Regions from separate parts of the Homo sapiens genome. Here region 2 is linked to region 1. A link is a loop called in an ENCODE intact Hi-C map of the cell type or tissue named here. Cell type or tissue: endothelial cell of umbilical vein. All regions are shown on one strand. Each heading gives the region's core, and the rest is flanking DNA. Links, peaks and the distances in the headings are about the cores only. Region 1 overlaps PTAFR (platelet activating factor receptor). Region 2 has its middle 25 kb from the start of EYA3.

Region 1 (7,834 bases), core at 1,494-6,493:
GTGAGCCACTGTGCCTGGCCAATAAATAATATTTTAATGCAATATTTTTTTAAATCAAAAGGAGTATTACTGATTCTTCCTCTTGCCTCAATCTCTAATATAACTGCCTGGCACTATTATGATACTGTCTTCATCTAACATTTTGGTACTTTGTTTATCATAATTTTTTTTGCATTAATTTTGATTTTTTTTTTTTTTTTGAGGTGGAGTCTCCCTCTGTCACCCAGGCTGGAGTGCAGTGGCGCGATCTCAGCTCACTGCAAGCTCCGCCTCCTGGGTTCACGCCATTCTCCTGCCTCAGCCTCCCGAGTGGCTGGGACTACAGGCGCCTGCCACGACGCCCGGCTAATTTTTTTTGTATTTTTGGTAGAGATGGGGTTTCACCATGTTAGCCAGGATGGTCTTGATCTCCTGACCTTGTGATCTGCCCGCCTCGGCCTCCCAAAGTGCTGGGATTACAGGCATTAGCCACCACGCCTGGCAATTTTGAGTTTTTAAAAAAACCTTCTCACCATGTGAACAGAACACACACACAGACTAGCCCAATTCACTCATTCAGTTGCTCATTCATGCATTCGTTGGACAAGCACTCACAGCTCCCGGAGCTGAGCAGTGCCCTGAGGCCTCAGAGAACAGACCCAGCCCTTGAGCAGCTCACAGGCCATTTTGCAAGAGAGAGATTCAGAAATAGATAAGCGGGCGGTGCTATGATGATGGATGTATCAGGTGTAACGCGGTTTCAGAGAAGCTGCCCCTACCCAGACTTGAGGGTGAGGAGAGACCTCCTGCCTATGCTGAAGGAGTTAATTTGATAGTGCGAGGAGAGAGGAATAACAGGCACAGGGGACTGCGGGACAGAGGCCTGGAAGAATAGGCAAAGGCGTACTTCATTCTAAAGGAACGTGAGACATTTGGTTTGGCCAAAACTTTAAGGAGTTGAGAAGAGACAGGGCTTTAAAAATAAGCAACAGGGCCAGGCGCGGTGGCTCACGCCTGTAATCCCAGCACTTCGGGAGGCCGAAGCGGGTGGATCATCAGGTCAGGAGTTTGAGACCAGCCTGACCAACATGGTGAAACCCTGTCTCTACTAAAAATACAAAAATTAGCCGGGTGTGGTGGCACGCATCTGTAATTCCAGCTACTTGGGAGGCTGAGGCAGGAGAATCGCTTGAACCCAGTAGGTGGAGGTTGCAGTGAGCTAAGATCATGCCACTGCACTCCAGCCTGGGCAACAGAGCCAGACTCCATCTTAAAAAAAAAAAATCATCAGTCAACTCAAGATGGGTCCTAGAGGTTAGTCTAAGGAGTCTGGACTTTATTCTGCAGACAATGGGAGTTATTGAAGGATCTTGAGCTTGGAAGGGACAAGACTGGGTCTGGATTTGGGGAAGATGGCTTTGACCACTGTGCACAGAATGAACTGGAGGTGATCAGACCAGAGTCAGGGAGACAGCAAAGAGACACGTGCAGTCGTCTGGAGGGCCTCAAGAGGACTGCACCAGGGCAGAGCCGATGGAGGGAAATGGATGGTTGTGAGAGTTATTTGGGAAATCAGATGGACAGAATTTGGTAACGGATGGGATATTGGTTGAGAGAAAAGGAGGAAACAAAGAGAACTGCCAGGTGTCTGGGCCAGATGATTGAGGACATGGTGGTGTCTGTCTTCATGGAGAAGACACTGAGGAGGAACAGCATGAGGGCAGGGAGGATGAATTCATATGAGGACATATCCCATCTGGGATGCCTGTGAAACACCCAAAAGGACCAGGGTTAAACCCTGAAGAGCCCAACATCAAGGAAGAAGTCAGAGGAGGACAGACCTATGGAGGCAGAGACAGGACAGTCAGAGACAAGGAGGGTTCCATGCTTGAGGCCTAAGGGAAGAAAGTTTCAAGAGCTTGGGAAGACATGGGCAACAGTGTGAAAAGCCACAGGGAGATGAATGACAATGCAGACAGAAAAGCAAACACTGGATGTGGAAACATGGAAATCAATCTCATGTGATCAGATCATGTGATCACAGGGAGAGCAGTTGCCCAGGCATGGGTTGAGGGGTGAGTGATAGGAGAGAAAGGGGAATGTCAAATCCTCACTCAAGAAGTTCGATTGAGCCAGGCACAGTGGCTCACTCCTGTAATCCCAGCACTTTGGGAGGCCGAGGCAGGACGATCACTCGAGGTCAGGAGTTCCAGACCAGCCTGGCCAATATGGTGAAATCCCATCTCTAATAAAAATACAAAAATTAGCCAGACGCCTATAATCTCAACTACTGGGGAGGCTGAGGCAGGAGAATCGCTTGAACCCAGGAGGTAGAGGTTGCAGTGAGCCGAGATAGCACCACTGCACTCCAGCCTGAGCAACGAGAACGAAACTCCGTCTCAAAAAAAAAAAAAGAAGTTTGATTGAGCAACAAAATGCTGTGTGTGGACCTTGTTTGGATCCTGATTCAAATAAACCAACTGTAAAAAATATTTTCCAGACAATTGGGCTGGCTGTGGTGCTCATGCCTGGTCTCAGCACTTTGGGGAGGCCAAGGCGGAACAATTGCTTGAGCTCAGGAGTTTGAGATCAGCCTGGGCAATATAGCAAGACCTCATCACTCCTAAAAATTTTTAAAAGTTAGCTGGGTGTGGTGGTGCACACCTCTAGTCCCAGTTACTCAGGAAGCTGAGGCAGGAGGATTGCTTGAGCCCAGGAGTTCAAGGCTGCAGTGAGCTGTGATTATGCCACTGCACTCCAGCCTGGGCAACAGAGCCTCAAGACCCTGTCACACACACACAAAAAAGAATTAAAAAAAAAAAAAAGACATTTGGGAAAACTCAAACACAGATGGTATTAAAAAAATGTTTATTTATTTAGGTAGGATAATGATATGGTGGTTGTATTGTTAAATTCCTTAGCTATTAGATGTGCACTCCAACCTGGGCAACACAGCAAGGCTTCATCTCAAAAAAAAAAAAAAAATTCCAGGAAGACCAGGTGTGGTGGCTCATGCCTGTAATACCAGCACTTTGGGGAAACTGAGGAAGGAGGATGGGTCAGGAATTCAAGACCAGCCTGGGCAACATAGCAAGACCTCATCTCTACACCCATCCCCACCTTGCCTCCCCCCGCCACCCCCCACACACACACGAGAATAAAATATTCCAGGAAAATTGTGCCTGCATGCTAATCTCTATTTCAAAGTTGGCTTCCCAGGAACCCAACCTAGGAGATTGTATACTTGGGTCTATCTGACTTCAGAGCCTCCCCAGTCCACACAGGCCCCACAGGAGCCCCAGCAAGAGTAGGCCTCCTCCTTCCAGATACAGGACCAGAATCAGTAAGGGGAGTGCTGGTGGAGTCCCTGCTTGACTCAAACCCGTTGGTGCCACCAGTACCCGTCATCCTGGCTCTTCCTACTTCTGCTGCCTTCTGTTCAATCCCAGGCTCCTGGCCCCCATGTGACTCCCACTCCCTTGGCCCCAACCCAAACTTGGTGCCTATCACTGTATCTTTGCATGAGTAGAACCCTTGAAATCACCCAAAATGTAACCAGCTGATTCTCCTCTGGGCCTGAGAGCTTGCACTTTCATTACTTTATTCATGCTGTTTCCTCTGCCAAGAAATCCTCCCTTCCTTGTCATTGTCTGGATGTTTACTAGAACATTCTTTAAGATTGCTCAGACCTCATTTCCTCCAAGTAGCTCTTTCTAAGACTCCTGGCCTCCTGCACACCCAGCTCCACCCGCGGTCTGGTTAAGTGCCCATTCTTTGGACTTCCGTAGCTCATAGCTCTTTATCCCACTGAAATTGCCTCTATGTGACCTCTCTGCCAACCAGAGGCAGAGACAATGTCCATGCATTCACCTCACAGTTATTGACATCCTTCTGGGTGTTGGGCACTATGTTGGGGAGACTGCAGAAACAAAACAAAGTTCCTGCTCTCGAGGAGCTTACATTCTAGTTGGGGGAAACAGTCAAAAATAAGTGGAGCAACAAATAAGATAATTTCAAATTGTGATGAATTTAATGAAGGAAATAAAAATAGTAACATGAAGATAGGGTAGATGGCTTTTTTTTTATTTTTATTTTTTAATAAATAGAGACAAGGTCTCACTATGTTGCCCAGGTTGGTCTTGAACTCCTGAGCTCAAGTGATCTGCCTGATTTAGTCTCCCAAAGTGCTAGGATTACAGGCATGAGCCACTGCACCCAGCTGGTGGCTGTTTTAAGTAGAATGACCAGGAAAGGCTTCTTGGAGGAGGTGACATACAAACAAAACCACAGACAGCTTTACCATGAAGTCAATGAAGCTTAAGCTTTAAGGCCCTCTCCTAGGCCCTGTATCTAATTGTATATTTGTAATTTGGTATCTTCAAAGGGGGGCCCTTCAAATTGTATAAGCTTTAGTAACCTATAAAATCTGTGTCTACCCCTGGCTGAACTCTAAAAAAGAAAAAAGGAACAAGTAAGAGGACGATCTGGATTATTCCAGCCAGAGAGTATCATGTGCAAAGGGCCTGTAATGGGAATAATTTCATCATGTTCTGAAGTAGGAACAAGAAACTGAAAGGTTGGTGTGGCCCTAGGGGAGTGAGAAATGGGAAGAGTGGGATGTGATCAGAGGACACCTGGCTGCAGATCACTCCTGAGCCATGGTAAGGAGTTGGGATTTTATTCTGTGAGCCTCGGAGAGCTGCTTCAGTGTCGCTAAGCAGGCAAGTAACATGATCGGACTCGCTCTAGCTGTCAGGTAGAGAATAGATGGTAGGGAGCAAGCGTGGAAACAGCAAGAGCATTTTGGAGGTCAGAGATGGTGGTGGCATGGACCAGAAAGTGGCATTTTCAATTCCTCTCCCCGTCCCCTGTACTCAGGGAGCTTGGCTGGGGCAAAAGTTTGGTAAACATTTGTCAGGTGAACAAACACCCAGCAACCGACAGGATTGCCTACTCCCCAGACAGAGCAGCTGCCACACAAGGCAGAGTGAGCCCTCTACAAACTCAGGACTCAAACTGTGGTCCTTGGACGAGCAGCATTGGCACCACCTGCAAGCTTGTTAGAAATGCAGAATCTTGGGTCCCACCCCAGATCTCCTGTATCAGAATCTGTATGTTGGCCGGGCATGGTGGCTCACGCCTGTCATCCCAGCAGTTTGGGAGGCTGAGGCAGGTGGATCACTTGAGGTCAGGAGTTCGAGACCAGCCTGACCAACATAATGAAACCCCCTCTCTAATAAAACTACAAAAATTAGCCAGGCATGGTGGTGGGTGCCTGTAATCCCAGCTACTCTGGAGGCTGAGGCAGGAGAATAATTGCTTGAACCCAGGAGACAGAGGTTGCAGTGAGCCAAGATCACACCACTGCACTCCAGCCTGGGCGACAGAGCGAGACTTTGTCTCCAAAAAAAAAAAAAAAAAAAAAAAGACTCCATATGTTAATAAGATTCCCAGGCGATTCGTGCACGCACCGAAATCTGAGACATGTTGTACCCCAACAACTGCCAGCCACACACTTGCCTGGGCTAACATCTTCCGTGGCTCCCCTGGCCCAGGATCAAGTCTAAGCTCCTTTCCCATCTTATTTTCCACCATTCCCCGCTACTCATTTTCTACTCTTGCTGCACTGAATTTCTCGCTGCTTCCCTAAAAACTCCATTTTTCCTCAAATCTCTTTGCCTTTCCAGCAGCCTGCTTTTGCCTATTGCTTTACCTAGAAAAATCTTACTCATCTTAAGACCTAATCTGAAAAAGCACTTCCTCTGGGATGCCTTCCCTGATCGCCACAGGCAAAATGAGTTGCCTTCTTCTCTGGGTCCCTATGCACTGGGCGCATTCCTCAGTCTAGCACCTGATACAGTATGTTTTAAGTATTAATTTCTGTGGCTGTTTCCTTGTCAGACTGGGCACTTCCTGAGGGCAGGGACTAGATCTTTTTCATCTCTTCAATCCCAGTGTCGGGCACCGAGGAATGAATGGATGAGTGGCCATGCCCTGATGATGGCTCCGAAATCCCCGGCACAAAGGAAGTGTGCACAGTCTCCCCAGGGGAGCTGTACTGGGGTGGAGTGGGTTAGGGAGAACAAGGTCTCTGGAGTCAGAAAGGTCTACAGGTTCATACCTGGCTTACCATTTACTTGCTGTATGACCTGGGGCAAGTGACCTCGCCTCTCTAACCTTCAATGTCTTCATTTGCAAAATCTTACAATCCTAACAATGGTTTCAAAGATAAGTATGCAAAGTGGCTGGAACAGGACCTGAGCCACAAATGACCAAGCCTCCCTCTCCCCACTGGCCCAGCTGCTTGGAGCCAGGGGAGGGGACTGTGGGCCAACATTGACCTAGGGGCTTTGACCTACACACTGGCTTTCCTGCCAGCTCCAGATAGAGCCTCCAGCTAATGGCAACAAAGCTTTCAACAGCTCAGGAAGAGGATGAACATTTGGAAAGAAAAGAAGAGGCTCAGACCACTCAGTTTAACACATGGGCACAGTTCCCTGATGGATCGAGGCTGGGCAGCTGGCCCAGGCACAGCCTTCAGCTGGGGGTGGGGTAGAGAGGCCATAAATATTCATGAGACAGAAGAATTCTGCTGTCTGGATCTGGTACCCTTTTCCCTGTGCAGCATTCGGCCCTCATCCCTGCTGGAAACATTCCCAGTCCCTAGGGAACCTGGAGAAGGGGTTCTCATCCATAGCTGGACAGCCAGAGAGGAGGGACCATCGGGAGATGGACAGAAGGAGGTATGTGCTGGTTGATTTCCCAGGCCAGATTGTGGGTTGGGAAGTTGGGTTCACCAGTCCTGCTAGCTCTTAACATTTGTGGGGCCAGTTGAGGTCAAAAGTACAAAATTCTAAATATTTATAAGCTATAAATAAGATACATCCAAGTTCATCCACAGCTCCTGCACCAGCAGTTCCTTGCAGCCCCGCAGGCCTGAGGGTGCATTCACCAACAGGGCAAGGACTAGAAGTGGTGAAGGCGGGGGAACACCACATTCCAAGTGGGCACACTCTCTTGGATCCAAGTACTCCTTGCTCTGTGGGGATCATGAGGCTGGAGCCCCCCTAATTTCAAGACACTGGGCACCATTTACTGGTATACAGTACATCTTGCCTATGATCATATTTCCTCCTCAGATCATCTTCGTGAGGCTGGTTTTACAAGATACCTAATTTTCTAGGGGTAAAAAGTGAGACTAGAGAAGAAAATAGATTTGTCCATAGTCACACAGCGGGGAAGTGGCAGACTTGGGATTTTGAACTCCAAGGTTCATTCTGACTCTCCTAGAACAAGCTGTGTCCCCTGCTAGAAGCAAACTGCTCCTTGGCCAGCTTGTCCACTCACAGACCTGTCTTACAGCCTGAGAATGGGAGCTCCAGATGCTGTGAGGCCCCAGGAAGAGATGCCTTTGACCTGGGGCCCTGCTTTTACCTTTGTTCCTCAAAGCTGGGAAGGGAATGCGACAAAGGGATGGCATGACCTGCTCTGTATCCATCTGACTCCCGCCTGGTAGGGCGAGAGCTGGGTCAGATCCTGGTTCAACCACTAAGCTCATCCTGTGATTCTGAGTCTCTGTTTCCTCATTTGTAAATGAAGATTTTTATATGGACTAAGAGAAAAGGATATTAAGAAAACAATCTTATTTACAACAGTATTCAAAAAAAATAACATACTTAGAAATAAACTTAACCAGCCAGGCACGATGGCTCATGCCTATAATAATCCCAGCACTCCGGGAGGCTGAGGCAGGCAGATCACTTGAGTTCAGGAGTTTGAGACCAGCCTGGCTAACATGGTGAAACCCCATCTCTACTAAAAATACAAAAATTAGCTGGGCGTGGTGGCGCATGCC
Region 2 (7,834 bases), core at 1,154-6,153, 48 kb before region 1:
TGCATTTCATCTTTATACAAAGTGAATATACATGTTAAAATATCTGGGGCAGATACTACTTAGTCCAGGGCCTGATAGCTAGGCTGGTTCTCTCCTTTCGAATGGGAGACCTCTGCTGCAGACAAGCTCCAGCAGATCCTCAGTCAGGCCAAGAAGCATCTGAGCTTGATCCCTTCTTTGTATTTATTGGATTTAGAGGTATTAGAAAAGCATTGTATGTCTTAAGTCTGGCATTGTTCAATCCGGATGTTAGGACAGAAAGAATTACCCAGAGGCCTGGTGTGGTGGCTCATGTCTATAATCCCAGCTTTTTGAGAGGCCAAGGTGAGCAGATCACTTGAGGCCAGGAGTTCAAGACCAGCCTGGCCAACATGGTGAAACGCTGTCTCTACTAAAAATACAACAAATTAGCTGGATGTGGTGGCATGTGCCTGTAATCCCAGCTACTCGGGAGGCTGAGGCAAGAGAACTGATTGAACTTTGGAGGCAGAGGTTGCAGTGAGCTTAGATCGTGACACTGTGCTCCCGCCTGGGCGACGAAGCGAGACTCAGTCTCAAAAAAAAAAATAAATAAAAAGGAAAGAAAGAATAACCCAGAGCCCTGTAACAAACTGGGTCCCAACAATCCATCCAAGTTTTACTCAGTGAATGTGGATTATAGCAAACTGAAGAAAGAAGGTCCAGATTTGTAAATGAAGTGTTTCACTATTAAAGCTGCTTTCGAATGAAGGTCTTTCTGAAGCCATCCGCACAATTTTCCATTTAATCAGGAAATATTTGTCCTCTAAATACATGAAATCATGTTGATGTAATGTGTTGGAGATTACCCTGATTAATAAATAATTGAAACTTGAAAAATAAATCTGGAAGGATTAGATCAGTTTTGAACGGCCATGAAGTTCAGATAAGCCAATTTTAAGTTTCATTAAACAAATAGGTGTTTTGGTTTTTTGTGTTATTCACATGACAAGATGTCTGGAGTCAGGCAGGTTCTGGCCCTAGTTCTTTCTAGCTCAGTATCACCACAGTTCTTTTGGTTTTCCCCTCTTGCTTGCCACCCCAGGTCATATGATGGCTGCCCCAGCTCCAGGCATCTCACCCACATTCAAATCAGGAAGAACTGGTATGGGAAAGCTCCAGTCATGGCTGACTCTTTACTAGGAAAACAAAAGCTTTCCTAGAAGTCCCCCGCCAGACTTCCTTAACTCTCCCATTGGCTGAGTCATATGGAGATTCCCAGACACAGGGGAGGCTGAAGACACTAGAAACAGAATTTCATGATTGATAATAGAAAATTATGATTTGTGCTCCAAGGCTGGGCACTCAAACAAGCTTGGAATTCTGTTAATGAAGAAGGGGAAGGGATCAAGTAACTGTTACCCCCTTTAGACAGGACACAGTGCATCCTACTTTGTCACAGTCACCTCACTCCTTTTAGATTGCTTTACTCAGTTAATCACCTGCCTAGCCCCTGTGAAGGCATTTGAACTTTCAACACTTGGATACAAGGCTCAGAGTTAGAAAGTGTGAAAAGATTGCTAACTGTCTCCATTATCCATTACTTCCCCCTTTCTTCTAGTAATAAAATAATTTTCACCCCAAGATATAGCAGGGTATATGGCTGCCCAGATCCAGATCATAGTTCATGGTCACCGCTGCCATGGTAGCTAGCTGGGTGTGACCATGTAACTAAGTACTCACCACTGGAAAATGTATAGATTCATGTGATCATCACTTCTACATCATTTCCTAAAGTGAAATTGTTAGCCATTTACTTCCTCTTTCCCCCACTTACCACAGGCTTGTATATAGATGCTTCAATGATGTCCTTGGAGACGGCAGAGCAACAAGATAGAGGGAACCTGTATCCCCAAATGACTACCTGAAGCAGAGCCCCTTACTCACCTCTGGACTCATCCTGAATCACCCATATGCTTAAAGGGATAAAACAACAACAAAAGACAAAATAAGAACAACAAACAAAACCTGTAAAACAAGAGATTCAAAATAAATTTGCTCTAGCTGGGGCATGGTGGCTCATGCCTGTAATCCCAATACTTTGGGAAGTGGAGGCAGGAGGATCACATGAGCCCAAATGTTCAAGACCAGCCTGGGCAAGATAATGAGACCCTAAAGTAACTGGGCATGGTGGCCCATGCCAATAATCCCAGCTACTCGGGAGGCTGAGGTGGGAGAATCACTTGAGCCCAGGAGGTTGAGGCTGCTCTGAGACATGATCCAGGCATGGTGGTGAGCACCTGTAATCCTAGCTACTCAGGAGGCTGAGGCAGGAGGATTCCTTACACCCAGGAGTTTGAGGTTACAGTGAGCTATGATCATACCATGGTACTCCAGCATGGAAGACAGAATGAGATCCTGTCTCAGTAATAAATAAGTAAATAAATAAATTTATTCTGTATTTTTGAGCCTCTTTACTAAAGCAGCTTATTCTGTTCCTTAACTCATATAGGAAAGAAAAAAACAAACTTCATTATGCCATTGGTGTGTTGTTAATAGTTAAAAAAAAAAAAGAAGAAGAAGAAGATTGGGAGCTAAGACGAAAAAAACAGAGATGTCAACTAAATGGAGGAATAAGAGATGTTCTTATAAAGACTTGCATTACTGGGGAGGCAACTGAATAAACAGGCAGGACAGTGAAAGAGCCTAATCAGATGCCCACTGAGCTCTGCTTTGGAGTTAATATGGTTTGGCGTTGAAGCAAAATACAAAGACCAGGGTGAAGTCAAACCATTGCAGTCTACATACGGCAGGAAGGCCCATGGTTCAAGAAGGGTCTGTGTAGATATGAATTAGATGGGAGGACCATTAGTCAGGGTCCTTAGGTTGCAAGCAACAGAAAGCAACTCTGAGTTGCTCAAACAAAACAAAGAATTTACTAGAAAGACATTGGGAAGACCAAAGAATCTAAGGAAGATCTCAACAGCCAAGGCCAAGAAAAGGATAAGGTGCAGGTAAGCTCTGGGAATCCCACTTACAGAAACTTGTGGTTTCCCTAGTATGCAGCAGAATCACCTGGAGGGGTTTTTAAAACACAGATTGCTGGGGCCTACCCCTAGAGTTTCTAATCCAGTAGGTGTGGGTTGGGGCCCGGGAATCTGTATTTCTAACAGGTTCCCAGATGCTGTTGCTGCAGGTCAAGGGACCCCCTTATGAGAAGCACTGCTTTAGGGGAAACACATCAAATGACTCAGCTCCCACTTCCTTCCATCCCTGAGTGTCTCCACAGTTCCAAAGTCCTGAGAAAGTCCAGTTGACCCAGGATTGAGTCACTCTTGTGGTCAGAGAGGTGGCGTTCTGTGATTGGCAGCCATGTGAGTATCACTTGGTGTGGGGATGGGGGAAGTTCCTCCAAGGAAGGAACACTGGACACAAAACTAGACGATGTCCTCAAAATGGTAGTTGGGCAAGCTAAATGCACAACTCTCTCCATCTGGAGCAAGATCTTCAGCAGCAGCTTCTCCTCTCAGGGCAGAAGTTCCAGAATAGAGAACTGGAGGCGGGTGGGGTGGTAGGGAGAGGGAGAAGGTGGACTTCTACAGACCATTATCTCTATTCTAACCTCATTTCGTTTCCTGTCAAGAGAAGACACTCCTGCCCCCTAGAGACCAGTGATCAATTCCACAGCAGCTTTGGTGGCTATGAAAGCCCTGAGGAGTCAGTAGACCTTGCGCTGAGACCCATTTTGACCAGTTAGGCCACAGCTCAAGACAACATTTTACCGTGCATGTTGTAGCTTTTTTCAGCTGCAGAGAAATCAACAGAGATAGTTCCTGAAAAGCCTAAGCATCTCATTTTTGCATCATACTGTATATGCTCCTACAGGGGAGAAGAAACTTCCATCTACCCTCTTAGGTTCTATGGCTGGCCTAAGTTTTTTTTTTTTTTCTTTCTTTTTTTTGAGACACAGTCTCACTCTGTCGCCCAGGCTGGAGTGCAAAGGCACGATCTCGGCTCACCACAACCTCCGCCTCCCGGGTTCAAGTGATTCTCCTGCCTCAGCCTGCCGAGTAGCTGGAATTACAGGTGCGCACCACCATGCCTGGCTAATTTTTGTATTTTTAGTAGAGACGGGATTTCACCATGTTGGCCAGGCTGTTCTCAAACTCCTAACCCCAAGTGATCCACCTGCCTTGGCCTCCCAAAGTGCTGGGATTACAGGTGTGAGCCACCACGCCCAGCCTGGCCTAAGTATTAATATTAAACAGACATAAGACAGAATAACATGAGAAAAGCATACAAAGTTTTTAAATATTTTATCTATACACAGGAGTCGTCAGAAGGAAAGTGAAAACCCAAAGAATTAATTAAGCCCAAATGCTTATATACCTTTTTACATAAAGAATAATAAATCGGTGGGTGATGTGAACTGGAGTCTGAGCCGGCTATAAAGAGAACAACAACAACAAAAGAATGACAGGCCAGGCTTGGTGGCTCACACCTGTAATCCCAGCACTTTGGGAGGCCAAAGCTGGTGGATCACCTGAGGTCAAGAGTTCAAGACCAGCCTGGCCAACATGAGGAAATCCCGTCTCTACTAAAAATACAAAAATTAGCTGGGCTTGGTGGCGGGTGCCTGTAGTCTCAGCTCCTCGGGAGGCTGAGGCAGGAAAATTGCTTGAACCTGGGAGGCAGAGGTTGCAGTGAGCCAAGACTGTGCCACTGCACTCCAGCCTGGGCAACAGAGACTCTGTCTAAAAAAAAAAAAAAAGAATGACAAATTGTGGGGATGTGACAAGACAAAGAGGCTTGAGCTAAAGGCAGTTAGTTGTGGGACAATGACTAGGAAATACATGGGGTTATTTTAGTAGGTTCATTTGTACAGGCCCACTGCGCCATCAACCCTCAGTCTCCGGTGATGGGAATGTGCTTCTCTTCCTGGTACAGAGAGGGCATCTTTCTCATGGGAAATTTTATGAACTGTATTTAGGTAAAAAGATGGAATTCAGAGGGTTCTTCCTGCACCGGCTGTTTCTCAAGTGGCTTCAGCTCAAAATAATATGCCAGAGTGGCATATTTTGGGGTGGCATGTCCTGAACCCCTTCACTAACAATGAATTTTCTTCTTCAGAAAAACTTGGTAGTGGTCAGGCACAATGGCTCACGGTTGTAATCCCGGCACTTTGGTAGGCCGAGGCAGGCGGATCACCTGAGGTCAGGTGTTCAAGACCAGCCTGGCCAGCATGGTGAAACCCCATCTCTACTAAATAAAAATACAAAAATTAGCTGGGTGTGGTGGCACATGCCTGTTATCCCAGCTAGTTAGGAGGCCAAAGCAGGAGAATTGCTTGAACCTGGGAGGCAGACGTTGCAGTGAGTCAAGATGGTGCCACTGCACTCTAGCCTGGGCGACAGAGCAAGACTTTGTCTCAGAAAAAAAAAAAAAGAGAAAAGAAAAACTTGGTAGAGAAAAAAAAAATCTGTTAACCTAATTAAACAAGCCTACAGTTGTGTAAGCTGGATTGTCAGCTATCAGATGCTCTTATAATGTGGCTCACCTGAGCTTACAAATGAATATCATTATTTCAAGGAGTGTGTTGAACCATTATGTTAATATTTACACAGCAATTAATGTAATACACCATATTAATTGAATAAAGAACAAAACCCACCCCTCCAATAGATGCCTAAAAACATTCGACAAAATCTAACAGTTTAAAAGCATTCAACAAACTAGGGAGAGAAGGGGACTTTCTCAACCAGATAAAGGATATCTACAAAAACCCCCAGCTAACATCATACTTCCTTGTGAAAGACTGGACGCTTTCCCCGAAGATCCCTTGTTAAGATTAATGGTTGCATGCGGTGGTGGGGGGGAACAGGAAGTGACTGCTAGTGGGTATGGGGTTTCTTTTTGAGGTGGTGAAATTAGTGGTGATTGTTGCACAACTTTGTCAATGAATACACTAAAAATCAGTAAGGGTATGGTGGCTCACACCTGTAATCCTAGCACTTTGGTAGGCTGAGGCAGGAGGCTCACTGGAGCCCAGGAGTTCAAGACAAGCCTGGGCAACATAATGAGACTTCATCTCTACTGAAAAAAAAAAAAGAAAAATTAACTGGGCATAGTGGTGCACATCTGTAGTCCTGGCTACTCAGGAGGCTGAAGCGGGAGAATCTCTGGAGCCCAGGAGGTCGAGGCTTCAGTGAGCCATGATTGCACCACTGCACTCCAGCCTGGTCAACAGAGTGAGACCCTGTCTCAAAAAAACAAAACAACAACAACAAAAAAAGCCACTGAAGTGTACACTTTAAAAGATACCTGAATTAAATCTCAAAACTGCTTTTTTTTTTAGTAGGGGACAGGGTCTCACTCTGTTGCTCATACTGGAGTGCAGTGGCTCGATCTTGGCTCACTGCAACCTCCACCTGCGCAAGGATGACACAAACATTCATAAAGCATTCCATATTTAATTTTTAAAAAAAAATCAAAATTACTTAGTAAGGAAATATTCACTTAAGAAGTCCTAAATTAGATGGGATCCAGAGTTAATTAATTCAGCAGCTGGCTGGTGTCATCAAGGACCCAAGTTCTTTTTTTTTTGAGACAGACTCTCGCTCTGTCACCCAGGATGGAGTGCAGTGGCTTGATCTCGTCTCACTGCAACCTCCATCTCCCAGGTTCAAGTGATTCTCCTGCCTCAGCCTCCCGAGTAGCTGAGATTACAGGTCCACACCACCATGGCCAGCTAATTTTTGTATTTTTAGTAGAGATGGGGTTTCACCATGTTGGCCAGGCTGGTTTTGAGCTCCTGATCTCAGGTGATCTGCCTGCCTCAGCCTCCTAAACTGCTGGGATTACAGATGTGAGCCACTGTGCCCGGCCCAAGGGCCCAAGTTCTGTGCTCTTGCCACTCTGCTATCCTCAACTTGCTGGCTCATCTTCAGGCTGCCTTAGATCTAGCCACCCTGTCTGCTTTTTTTTAAGAGATATGGGTCTCGCTATGTTGCCCAAGCTGGTCTCAAACTCCTGGCCTTAAGTGATCCTCCCATGTTGGCCCTTTGAGTAGCTAGGATTACAGGCGGGAGCCACTATGCTAGGCCTGTTTACATATTAAAGTGAACCCATGTATTGGTCAGGATTCTTTTGGTTGCAAATGTCAGAAATCTAACCCAGACTAGCTGAAAAAAAGTAGTTCAAAGGGACTTCAGACATGTCTGGATCAAGGAGAGCATCAGAACTCTCTTTCCATCTTTCGGGGTTTATTTGATTTTGTTTGGCTTCATTCTCAAACAGGTAGCAAGATGGCTGCTGGTAGTGCCAAGCCATCACTGCTGTGTATCTTTTTTTTTTTTTTTTTTTTTTTGAGACGGAGTCTTGCTCTTTTGCCCAGGCTGGAGTGCACTGGCATGATCTCGGCTCACTGCAACGTCCGCCTCCTGGGTTCAAGCAATTCTTGTGCCTCAGCCTCATGAGTAGCTGGGATTACAGGTGCCCGCCACCATGCTCGGCTAGTTTTTGTGTTTTTAGTAGAGACAGGGTTTCACCATGTTGCCCAGGCTGGTCTCGAACTCCAGGGCTCAAGCGATCCACCCACTTCGGCTTTCCAAAGTGCTGGGATTACAGGCGTGAGCCACCGCACCCGGCCCACTGCTGCGCATCTTATAATGAGACAGAAAGAAAAAAAGATGGTGAGCGGGAAGGAAAAGAGAGAGAGACCGTCTTTCCTCTAATGTCCATATAATAAATATGAAGGATCTTATTAACTCACAGGCCTATCCCTGGACCAATCACCGGGGCCAAAAGAATACAGACTTTGGATTGGCCAGTCCTGGGTCTTCTGCCAAGACCCAAACCACAGGGACTGAGCTGGACT

What was found. A loop is a pair of places that touch in the nucleus more often than their neighbours do. Peaks named below come from ENCODE experiments on the same cell type or tissue, not always from the same donor. Only the 100,000 strongest peaks of a DNase experiment are listed, where the experiment ranks them.
Region 2: it touches region 1 in a loop (2.3-fold over the local background); 12 of 110 quality-filtered maps call a loop at or near these places.

Annotation. Positions count from the first base shown.
Region 1 is chr1:28,157,447-28,165,280 of GRCh38, forward strand. The region is part of intron 1 of PTAFR (platelet activating factor receptor); the gene reads right to left. Among named protein-coding and RNA genes, the nearest start is that of PTAFR, 15 kb to the right of the region's middle. In endothelial cell of umbilical vein, for the core only: no CTCF peak of the experiment used is centred there; a DNase peak (open chromatin) is centred at 3,685; H3K27ac peaks cover 862 bases.
Region 2 is chr1:28,109,613-28,117,446 of GRCh38, forward strand. No RefSeq gene overlaps it. Among named protein-coding and RNA genes, the nearest start is that of EYA3, 25 kb to the left of the region's middle. RefSeq lists enhancers at 3,727-3,786, 3,837-3,886. In endothelial cell of umbilical vein, for the core only: a CTCF peak has its summit at 3,643 (motif pointing left); a DNase peak (open chromatin) is centred at 3,279; H3K27ac peaks cover 1,385 bases.